Regions from separate parts of the Mus musculus genome. Here region 2 is linked to region 1. A link is a contact called in ENCODE POLR2A ChIA-PET data. All regions are on one chromosome and are shown on one strand. Each heading gives the region's core, a stretch centred on a gene start or an enhancer-like site at or near the end of the contact. The rest is flanking DNA. Distances are from core to core; before and after follow the strand shown.

The links. ChIA-PET counts read pairs that join two places held with the same protein, here RNA polymerase II (POLR2A).
Region 2: POLR2A ChIA-PET joins it to region 1 with 13 read pairs in Patski. The contact joins the promoter of Elf2 here to the enhancer-like site in region 1. POLR2A ChIA-PET finds 5 or more read pairs at or near these places in 2 of 5 experiments (Patski and embryonic stem cell).

What each region holds. Positions count from the first base shown.
Region 1 is chr3:51,192,492-51,197,711 of GRCm38, reverse strand. No RefSeq gene overlaps it. Among named protein-coding and RNA genes, the nearest start is that of Gm40044, 25 kb to the left of the region's middle. Within about 2 kb of position 3,456, at least 1 of the 3 ENCODE cell types and tissues checked has a DNase peak (open chromatin) inside an H3K27ac peak, as active enhancers do.
Region 2 is chr3:51,337,964-51,343,365 of GRCm38, reverse strand. It overlaps Elf2 (E74-like factor 2), which reads left to right and starts at 2,722. Exons shown (of 10, transcript NM_023502.2): 1 at 2,722-2,952.

The DNA.
Region 1 (5,220 bases), core at 2,207-4,706:
CATGATGTTTGCCTTGGACCAGCCTCCCCTCTGGGACCCCCTGGTGGCCCGGTGGAGGGCTGGGTGCAGCTGGGGACTGTAGAGGCCATCAGTACCTACAATGCAGCTGTTCCTGGTTTTCCGGGATCATTTCCAGTTACAGAGAATTCCCCAGGAGATGACCAGTCAGAAATGCAGGGGGGAATTCCTCCACAGAATTTCTGGAACGAAAAGGATTCCATTTTCCTTAAAAAGGCTCCGCTGTTGAACCTCCTCCTGCCTCTGACTCACTTATAATTAATGGCATCAGCAGATCGGAACTTGATGGCTGTTCTGAAAACTGTTTGTGGGTTACATTTATTTTTGGATTTCTATGCAAACGACAAAGCAGAGTTTGGAAATGTTAAAAAAAAAAAAAGGTCATGATGTAATTTTTGTACTGTGATTTAACCTGAAGGCCGGGGCCTGAGAGGAAGTGGAAGGGAGCTGGTGTGAGGAGCTATTTCAAAAGCTGGGTGTCATGGCACTAGCGGGCATTTCCAGCCCCCCTGGGAGCTGCGGAAGGAGAGCCACTGTGAGGTTCAGGCCAGCATAAACTACATGAAATCCTGTCTCAGAACAATAAGTACAGCTCCCACACAATAACAATTACAACAACAACAAAATGAAATCCCAGCCCCCTCTTCCCCGGGGTCAGGAGAAACCTATTTCCAAGCTGAGCGTTTTCATGTGTACCTGTAACCACAGCCCCTGTGAATCCAAAGCAGGCATGAGGGTTGCTGGAAGGTAAGGCCAGCCCAGACCTCAGAATAAAGCCTTGTCCTGGTAACTGAAGAGAGATGACAGACAGATAGACAGATAGACAGACAGACAGACAGCAGTCAGATTTCCTAATTACCCCTCTCCTCAGTTACTGTGGGTTGTGACTGAGTGACCCCTTAACTAGTGGGTCAGGGATGCAGTTAGAAAGGTAGTCATGGTGTTTCTCTGACTATAGAACCGCTGTGTACACAGAGAAGGAATCTTATCCACAGGAAAGAATGAAAGACCGTGAAGAAGAGTGTAGTGGGAATCTTAATAAATCCCAGCTTGGGGTTCCTTCCTGCCTTTGACCATTTATGTCCCCGAATGAAAGATACACACAGCTATATGTGTGTGTATTAAGATTTACTTATTTACTTTATGTATATGAGTACACTTTAGCTGTACAGATGGTTGTGGGCCATCACGTGGTTGATGGGAATCGAACTCAGGACCTTTGCTCGCTCTGGCTCCGCTCGCTCCGGCCCAAAGATTTATTTATTATTATATGTAAGTACATTCTAGCTGTCTTCAGACACACCAGAAGAGGGCGTCAGATCCCATTACAGATGGCTGTGAGCCACCATGTGGTTGCTGCGATTTGAACTCGGGACCTTCAGAAGAGCAATCAGTGCTCTTAACCGCTGAGCCATCTCTCCGCCTTATATTTTTAAAATATGCCTTATGCAGCACAAGAGCTGGGCAACTGCCTACCCTCTATGCTGTTAGAATCTACCTCCTTCGGGTTGCTACTTACAAATTTCTGTGTTCCATCTTGGCTGCTCTTAACTCCAATTGGTCAGCCCACGGTCTCTTGGCCCAGAGCTCAGGCCTCTGCTTGCTTCTCTACTTCATGGCGGATATTATCTCTCTCTCCTGAACATTCTTCCGAGAGATGGCAGCTCTTGTCCCCCTCCTCCAGTTCCTCGTGGTCCCAAGCCTGGGAAACCTAAACTGCTGCCTATGTCTCTTCTCCCCAGCTATTGGCTGCTGGCATCTATCTTAACCAATCAGAATCAACTGGGGGAGGGTCCCTCAGTGCGGACTTTCTCGTGCTAACAGTTTTGGGGGACCCAATTAACATTAGACTACAAGCAACTTTAGGCCTAACCCAATACAGAGGAGTGTTCTGCTCTTCTCCGAGCCGGAAATAATCTCTCTGAAGTAACTGTTGATGTTAAAGAGCATTTACCTTTAGTGCTTGACAGAGACGGTAATTTTTGTGTGAAACATGTAATTTGGACACTTAGGAAACATGCTAAATGCTAAGTAGATGCTTTGCATCCAGGAGCACACCATCCAGAGCGGTGACTATTTTAGCAATCTCTTAAGTTTCACGATGCTGAGAAACTCAGCTGCACTGACAAGCTCTGGGGGCGGGAGTGAGTCACCGAGTTGTGTGACTCACACAGGCTGGGCGGCTGGCTTCCCAGGGGTTTGCTTTGCTGTTTCCACATTTTGGCGTGATGCTCTATGGCTGGGAGAGTCTGGCGCACCCCACATTTCACTCTCTTCCTGCTCATTGGCTAGATGAGTCACCCAAATAATAGAAGACATTCTTACTTTCTTTGAGGGGTAGACATGTGAGTAAGTTTTGGCCAGTGAGACATAAATAGACGCATAGGCAGCTCTCTGGAAGTGTCCCTTTCTCCAATGTCTTCTGAGGTGAATACAAAGGCAATAGCTAGGCTCATCACCTGCCGTGGGCCTCGAGGATGAAGAGTAGAAAGACTGAGCTCAAAGAGTTCTGGGTCCCGATGACTTTGTGGAAACACTATCCTGATTGGGTGTGCTAATTCCTGAATTTATTTCTTTATTTTTAATGTGTGTGTGTGTGTGTGTGTGTGTGTGTGTACACAAGGGCAGGTGCCTGGAGAGTCTAGAAGGTGTTGGATCCCTTGTAGCCAGATGCTAAGTGGACTGACTGTGCATTCGTGTTTTAGACAGCTGTGGACCACCTGACACAGGTGTGGGGAACTGACCCTGAGTCCTCTGAAAGATCTGTACTGCTGAGCTAGCTCACCAGCCACCCCCATCCCCAGAATTTATTTTATATGGAAAAAGAATTACTTTTTAAATTACAGGGAACTTTTATTTTATATGTGCGAATGTTTGGCCTACGTGCACGTTTGTGTACCACGTGTGTGCCTAGTGCCTGAGGAGGCCAGGAGAGGGTCTCAGATCCCCTCAAGCTGGAGTTACAGACAGTTGTTAGCTGCTAAAAGGTGGGTGCTGGGAATCAAACCTGGGTGTCTTCTGCAAGAGAGGCAAGTGCTCTTAACCACTGAGCCATCTCTAGCCGCATGCAACTGGATTCTCTCTCTCTCTCTCTCTCTCTCTCTCTCTCTCTCTCTCTCTCTCTCTCTCTCTCTCTCTCCTTTTGATACAGGGTCTTCCTATGTAGCTCAGGCTACTCCTAAATGTATAGGGATTCCCTTCCCTCAGCATCCTGGGTACTGGAGTTACAGATGTGAGACACCCTGCCTGGTTTTCAGTTTCTGTCCTAGCGATCAGTGAAGCAGACTGGATACTAATGCTTCCTGTTACCCCTCACCTGTGTGGGGGAGTTGTTGACTCAACCCCCGGAAAGCTGAAGTACAATGATTACAATGATCTCATCCGGAGGACCGAGCCAGGAGCCTCTGGCCTCAAGTCTTCAAGCCTGCTCTTGCCGCACGCTCCCCCCTGGGACCCAGCTTTTATGGATCTAACTTGGAACAAGGATCTTTCTCTGTGTCTCCAAGTGTGAAATGAGGTGAAATGTCCCTCCAGTCTTGAGAGGAGGCCCATCCTGGCCAGGGAAACCAGCAGTGGAGACTGCTGGAAGGTAAAGACCTCTGTGCAGGGGTTTCTTCCCAGCTGTCGCCACTTCTGTGTGTACAAGAGTAGAGTTTGGTAAGTTTATGTGTCAGAGTTCAACACTGGTGCTGTAACATTGAGATATTATTTATCTTTTCTAAAATATTTGAGAAGCACTGTTTTATTATTAAAAAAGTAAAGAATCTTTTTATTAATTTTAAAAACTCTAATACATGAAATAATGGGTTTCATATGACATTCAAACGTGAGGCTTTCTCTATCTGTCTCTTTTTATTTATTTATTGTTTGTTTGTTTTTTGTTCTCTTTCTTTCTTTCTTTCTTTCTTTCTTTCTTTCTTTCTTTCTTTCTTTCTTTCTTTCTTTCTTTCTTTCTTTCTTTCTTTCTTTCTTTTTGAGACAGGGTTTCTCTGTATAGCCCTGGCTGTCCTGGAACTCACTCTGTAGATCAGGCTGGCCTCGAACTCAGAAATCCGCTTGCCTCTGCCTCCCAAGTGCTGGGATTAAAGGCCTGAGACAACATGCCCAGCCTTTCCCCCTCCTTTGCGAGACCCTAACAGCAAGCCGTGAGTGGACTTTTAGGCGGGCCAAAGAGTCTTGGTGACTTCTCAGCTCTAAATTACTATTTCCTAGGGACACTAGGGCGAGATTAGTTTTTGCCAGCTCCATACAAGCTAGGGTTGCCTGGGAAGAAGGAGCCTCAGCTAAAAAGTACCTTCTTTTGGTTGTTCTGTGGGTGGGTTTGTGGGCCCTGCTTTCCTCTCCTTTCCCCTCCCCTCCCCTCCCCTCCCCTCCCCTCCCCTCCCCTCCTCTCCCCTCCCCTCCCCTCCCCTCCCCTCCCCTCCTCTCCCCTCCTCTCCTCTCTTCTCCTCTCTTCTCCTTTCCTTCCCTCTATTTTCCTTCCCCTTTCTATCCCTCCCCTTCTCTGTCTGTCTGTCTGTCTGTCTGTCTGTCTGTCTGTCTGTCTGTCTGCCCGTCTGTCTCTTTTTCTCTTGTCTCTCTATGAAGCCCAGGCTGGGGACTCCCTCTATAGCTGAGCTGGACTTGTCCTGACACTTTTGCTTCTGTCTTCACCCTGCTCCTATAACCAGGCAGGACTGTCTTCCATTTTAAAATAGGGTCTTCCTGTGTCGTCCAGTTTGCGGTGGAACTCACTGTGTAGCTCAGGTTTTCCCTGAATTCAGGATCCTACAAATCAGTGGTTCTCAACTTTCCTAATGCCAGAGCAACTGTACTAAGGAACCCTTTAGTACGGTTCCTCACGGTGTGGTGACCCCCAATCATAAAATTACTTTTCCAGGGCTAGAGAGTTGGCTCAGCGGTTAAGAGCCCTGACTGCTCTTCCAGAGGTCCTGAGTTCAATTCCCAGCAACCACATGGTGGCTCACAACCATCTGTAATGGGATCCGATGCCCTCTTCTGGTGTGTCTGAAGACAGCCACAGTGTACTCACTCATATGCATAAAAGAAATAAATCTTTAAAATATTACTTTTCCTTGCTATTTCATAACTGTAGTTTTGCTATGAATTATAATACAAATATCTGATATGCAGATGGCCTTAGGTGACCCCCGTGAAAGGGTCACTCGGTCCCCAAAAGGTGTTGCAACCCACAGGGTGAGC
Region 2 (5,402 bases), core at 1,473-3,972, 150 kb before region 1:
GAGGCAAGCAGAAACATGCAGTACCTCTTGAGGCCAGGACCTTCAGGATCTTTACATCATAACTTCTGTCCATGTTGTTTTGCCCAGAAGCAAATACAGTTATCAGAATCCAAGATGAACAGGGTGCAGAAATGTTATGACAGATCTACATTAAATTTTTCTTTTAAGATTTATTTTATGTATGTGAGTACACTGTCATTGTCTACACATTAGAAGAGGGCTTTGAATTGCATTAGAAATGGCTGTGGTTGCTGAGAATTGAACTCAGGACCTCTGGAAGAGCAGCCACTGATCTCCTGAGCCATCTCTCCAACCTCTCAGTTCTACATTTTCTTTTTCTTTTATTTTTAAATCCGTTTTATTATTTTATGTGTATGAGCATTTTGCCTACATGTGTTTCTAGGCATGCGGTGTACCCACAGAGGCCAGAATAAAAGGACACTGGATGCCCTGGAACTGGAGTTTCCGATGATGGTTGTGAGCCCTAATTTGGGTGCTGGGAACCAAACCCAAGTCCTCTGCATCAGTACATCAGTAGGTACTGTTCAGCTGCTGAGCTGTCTCTCTAACTCAGACCTACATTTCAAAGTGCAAGCATGCTTAGAACAGTGAAAAAGCCGAGAGAACAGTAAGTTCTTCGCCTGGGACTTTCCATCTTACCCTGGATGGGAAATGTGGCAAAACATTTCTTCTCAAAGTAGCTAATAGGAATAGGAAGTTCCCTATTGTAACATTTGTCTCTAACTAAAGAAAGCAACTCCTGCCACGCAAGAGAGACTCAGTATTCTTACTCAGAAAGTGTCAAAGCGGGCAGTGGCTCTGTAAGTAATCATTTATAATAAACAGGATATAAACACCATCCTCTATAACGGATGCTGTGCGTGCAGTACTCTGTTATGTACGTATTAAGGTCTTAAAGTTATCAAGACTTCATTTTTGTAGTTCAGAGTGATGCCAACCCGAAGTTAAGAGGATCGTTTATTAGCCATTGGGCTAATGCAAATTTCTAATACATTTCAGAGTGAAAACGGCTTTTTTTTTTTTTTTTGGTTGCTTTTTAAGAAAGAAGCACCCAACTAGGCAGTAACAGCTTTTAAAACTGAGGCTAAATTCTAATGTTCGGCAGGGACTTAAAACAACAGAGCAACCTCTGGCATGCCTTTCACATTTGAGCCCCATTCTAGGGTCATTTCCACGGTTCCCACGTTCATCTCCACAGCCATCACACCGCTCAGTATTTCGTTCTTGTAAAAACTGGTTGTAGAACATCAACAGTCAGGCTGGAGTCCAGAAATTAACCCGGTGTATGCTGTTCCAAGTGCTGGGGCTCCCCCAGGGAGCCTGCAGGAGTCAGAGCCCAGCAGGATCGGCCCCCGCGCGCACCGGGACAACCGATGCTCTTTGTTAAAGAAACAAATACATTCCGCGGCGGCGGGGAATGGTGGTGGTGCTTGGGGGAAGAGACCTAGCATGCATAACTGCGCCTAAGAAAGACCATTAGCGAGCCGCTGCAAACGCAGGACATCCCGGGCACCGTGTCATTGGCTTTTGTGCCCTGGAAGGCGCGTGAGAGTGCCCTGCTCAGAGGCTCCCCTTTGTGTGAAAGTGTGCAAACCAGAAGCCTGCAGCTCCCGCTGGCTTCGCCCCTTTTTTTTCCCCAATTCGTGGACACTTGGAACAAGATACTCTTCCTCCACACACACGCGCTCCTTCACCCTGGCTCTGAAGATCTCGGGACTTGAGTTACTTCTCGGAGGCGGACGGGACTAGAAGCGACAAAGACTGGGGCGGGCGGTCGCGGCTCCCCGGGACCCCCCCGAACGGGGGCCGCCCGCCGCGCTCCGCAGCTGCGCGCTGGGCCGCCCGCCCGCCGGCCACCGCGGGCACCAACCGCCGCGCAGCCGGGCCGTTGGGCGGTGGTAATTTCTGGGAACGGGGCGGGGTCCGGGGTGGACGAGCTGGGAGGCGGAGCGGGCGGCGCCCCGGGCCGCGAAACGGGCGGGGCGGGGCGCCACGTGCGTCAGTGGCCGGGTGGGGCGGGCCGCGCGCTCCTGCCCGCCAGCGCCGCCACCATCCGCGGAGCCCGGGAGACGCGCGGGGACTCTGAACACCCGGGCTGACAAGAGTTTTATTTTGCAATCGCTCACTTCCCTAATGCTTAATCTACGAGTGCAGAGCGGTCCCTGGAGGTCTTGGGAGGGGAGTCCGGAGTTGGAAGGGGGGTGATGAGGGGTGACAGCAAAGACCTGAGAGTGGCCCAAGAGGTGCGCGTGTCGTCCCGGCCGGGCTGCAGGTGCACGCGCGGCCCCGCCGTCCCCACGCGCTGGTCCCGCGTCCGCAGCGCAGTGCAGCGCGCGACGTGGGGGAGTGGGGAAGCCCCGGGGACGCGGAGCGGGACGAGTGGCGAGCGTCTCCACCTGAGCAGGCGGGTTCGGGCGAAGTTGGGCGCTGAGAAGAGGGCGGGATTCGAGAGCGCAGGAGGCGGGCTGCGGGGGGCCCGAGGGCGGTGGGGAGTATAAATAGCCGGCCCGGTTTGACAGGCGCTGCGGTGACTGGCGGTGTCGCCTCCCCCGGCGGCGCGCGGGGAGGGAGGAGCGCGCGGAGCGGCCGGGTGGGGGAGGCGGACTCCAGTGTCCTGGTGGCGGCGGCAGGAGGCCGAGGGGGAGGAGCCGAGGCGGGTGCGGAGGGCGGGGGCCGGCCGCAGCTTCCCCGCGCCCGGCTGTGTCGCCGCCGTCGCCTCGGCGGTTGGGGGGGATCTGTAGGGTGGCGCGCGCGGGGGGCGCAGCGCGGTTTTGTCTCGTCCTGTGGTGCGGAGCGGCTCGCGCGGTGGCCAGGGGAGGCCCCCTCGGCTTCCCGCAGGACGCCGGGCCAACGGCGGGCGGCTGCGGCGTCTCGGCCGGTCTGCGGCCCTGAGGGAAGGGCAAGGGACTCGGCGACGTGGAGGGAGAGCAGGTAAGAGCGCGGGGACGGCGGAGGCCGGCGGGAGCGAGCGGGAGGGAGAGGGAGGGCGCGGCGAGCCAGCCCGGCCGTCCCGAGTGTCGCCTCCTCCCGGGCGCCCCCGCCCCGCGCCTGTGTTGTTTGCTCGGGCGGCGGCGGAGGGGCTTTCCGGAGGCTGGGGCGGTGACACCGGCGGAGCTGGGGGCAGGGCGGGAGCCCGCACCGGAGCGGCCCGGGGCAACGGTCGTGGCGCCGAGGGACCGCGGCGCGCGCTGTTTACCTCGCGGCGCCAGTCATCGCGCGGCGGCCGGGCTGCCGGGGCAGCGCGTCCCGGGCGGCAGTTTCCGTCGCCGTCGGGCCTGCTCCCCGCCGCCGGGGCGGGCACGACAGGTTGTACTCCGCCGTTCTTTTATTCTCACTCTCCGCCGGCCCTCCGTCGCCGCCTTCTCCTGGTTCCCCGGGGAGCCAGGCTGCGATCACTATCTGTGTTTGCAACAAAACAACAAAAAAACCCTGGGGCTCTTGGAAGCGCCTAGGTCCAGAGTCTCCTCCGGGGTCCTCCGCCGGCGGTGCTGGCCCTTAGGGCATCTCGCGGAGAGTGTCGTGGGCGCCCCGCGCGCCTCGGTACCGATTCTGCCTCAGCGGCGCTGCGCGCGGCGGCCGGACCCACTCAAGACTTTAGTGGGACATTTTTACTCTGTCAGCAAAGGACGGAAAAATAACCCACGGACCAACTTGGTGGACTGTCCTTATGGGAACCACGTTCTCAGCTGTATACCCTTTCTTTAAGTTCTTAGTACTCTATCAATAAGATGGGGGACGCGTCATTGTAACCCTGGAACATCTTTCTCGTGTTCATGACATTACTCTGTGGTTTATGCTTTAATCCGACAGTGAGAAAGTATAATAAAAACTGCGCCTCTGAGCTCAAGACTTTTGTTTTTGTTTTTTTCTCCAAGTCTCAGTTGAGAGGCAAACTGCTCACTTTCTCTAGTGGACAATGTCCATCCGGGCCCTACTGAGATAAGATTGTATATTTGTGGGTTACAGTTTCTTTAGAGTGTTGAATGACTTCGTATGAGACTGGGAACTGTTGAATTATGTTTAAAGGGATTTAGGAATAAGATTTATAGAAGGCATGTGGCTGTAGTTGATACATCCAGTAAATACAAGAAGTTGAAGTCTGATGTGTCTTCAACATTTAAAATCTCAATATTTAACGTTATCCTTTGCTGTTGCTGGTTGTTTGCTTGCTTTTTGTCTGTCGAGACAGGGTAGAATCTCTGTGTAGCCTTTGTTGTTCTGGAACTTGCACTGTAGACCCAGGCTGGCCTCGAACTCAGAGATCAGCATGCAGCTTCCCCCCCCCCCCCCCCCCCCCCCCCCCCCCCGGCTCCGGAGTGCCTGGGTTTCAAGGTGTGTGGCACCATCGCCCTGGCAGTGTTATCCTCTTTATACTTGTTTACTTGGATTATTCACTGTACTTCGCAGACATAAACAGTTGCAAAATGTTTCGACAGAGTTGAAAACTTTGGGTTTTTTTTTTTTTTTTTTATCCCAAATTTCTTCAATGGTAAGTTTACCAAATCAGGGTTGATGATTTTACCTGTTCACAGGTTGTGTGTATCTTTTTTTGGGGGGCGTGGTGGTGGTGGTGGTGAATGGATCGGCATGGGGAGAGGTTGCAGCATTATTGAGATACTAACCACATGCCATTCAGTTATAAGTGTACAAGCTCAGTTTTTAAGGTTTAGTCACAGAGCTGCACAATTACTGAACTCAATTTTAAAGCATGTTTTTACCCCTAAAAAAAGATCATATGGGTCTGCAGTGTAGCCCAGTGGCACAGTGCTTGCTTTGCATGGGGGAGGCTCTGAGTTCAGTCCTCGGTACTGCCAGCGGAGACACTAACCACCCAGCGAACATACCAGTTAGCCATTACTCACTTGTCTCTCATCTTTCTGGACCTTTGTATCCCTTATGGATTTTCCTGTTCTGGGTATTTCATGTAAGTACAAGTGTGCAATATGGAGGCTTTTGTGATGGCCTCTTTTGCATAGCATAAAGTTTTTGAAGTTTGTGCATGTTGTGGCATGTATCAGCACATTACTGTTATTATTATTTTGCTGAGTAATGCTCCTCTATGGATAGGCTTCCTTATTTTTATCCATTCATCGGTTGGTAGGGATCTGAGCTTCCACCCCTGGCTATTGTAATTTTTGTATGCAAGTTTTTGTGTGGATGTGCTTTCATTTCTCCTTGGAGTGATATTTTTAAAGAAATCAGCCTTTTGGCATGATATCAAAAATAGTTCCTCCATTTTGAGAATATAATCCAGTCTTTTGGGTTTTTTTTGTTTTTTTGTTTTTTTGTTTTTTTTTGAGACAAGGTTTCTCTGTGTACCCCTTGCTGTCCTGGAACTTACTCTGTAGACCAGGCTGGCCTTGAACTCACAGAGATCTGCC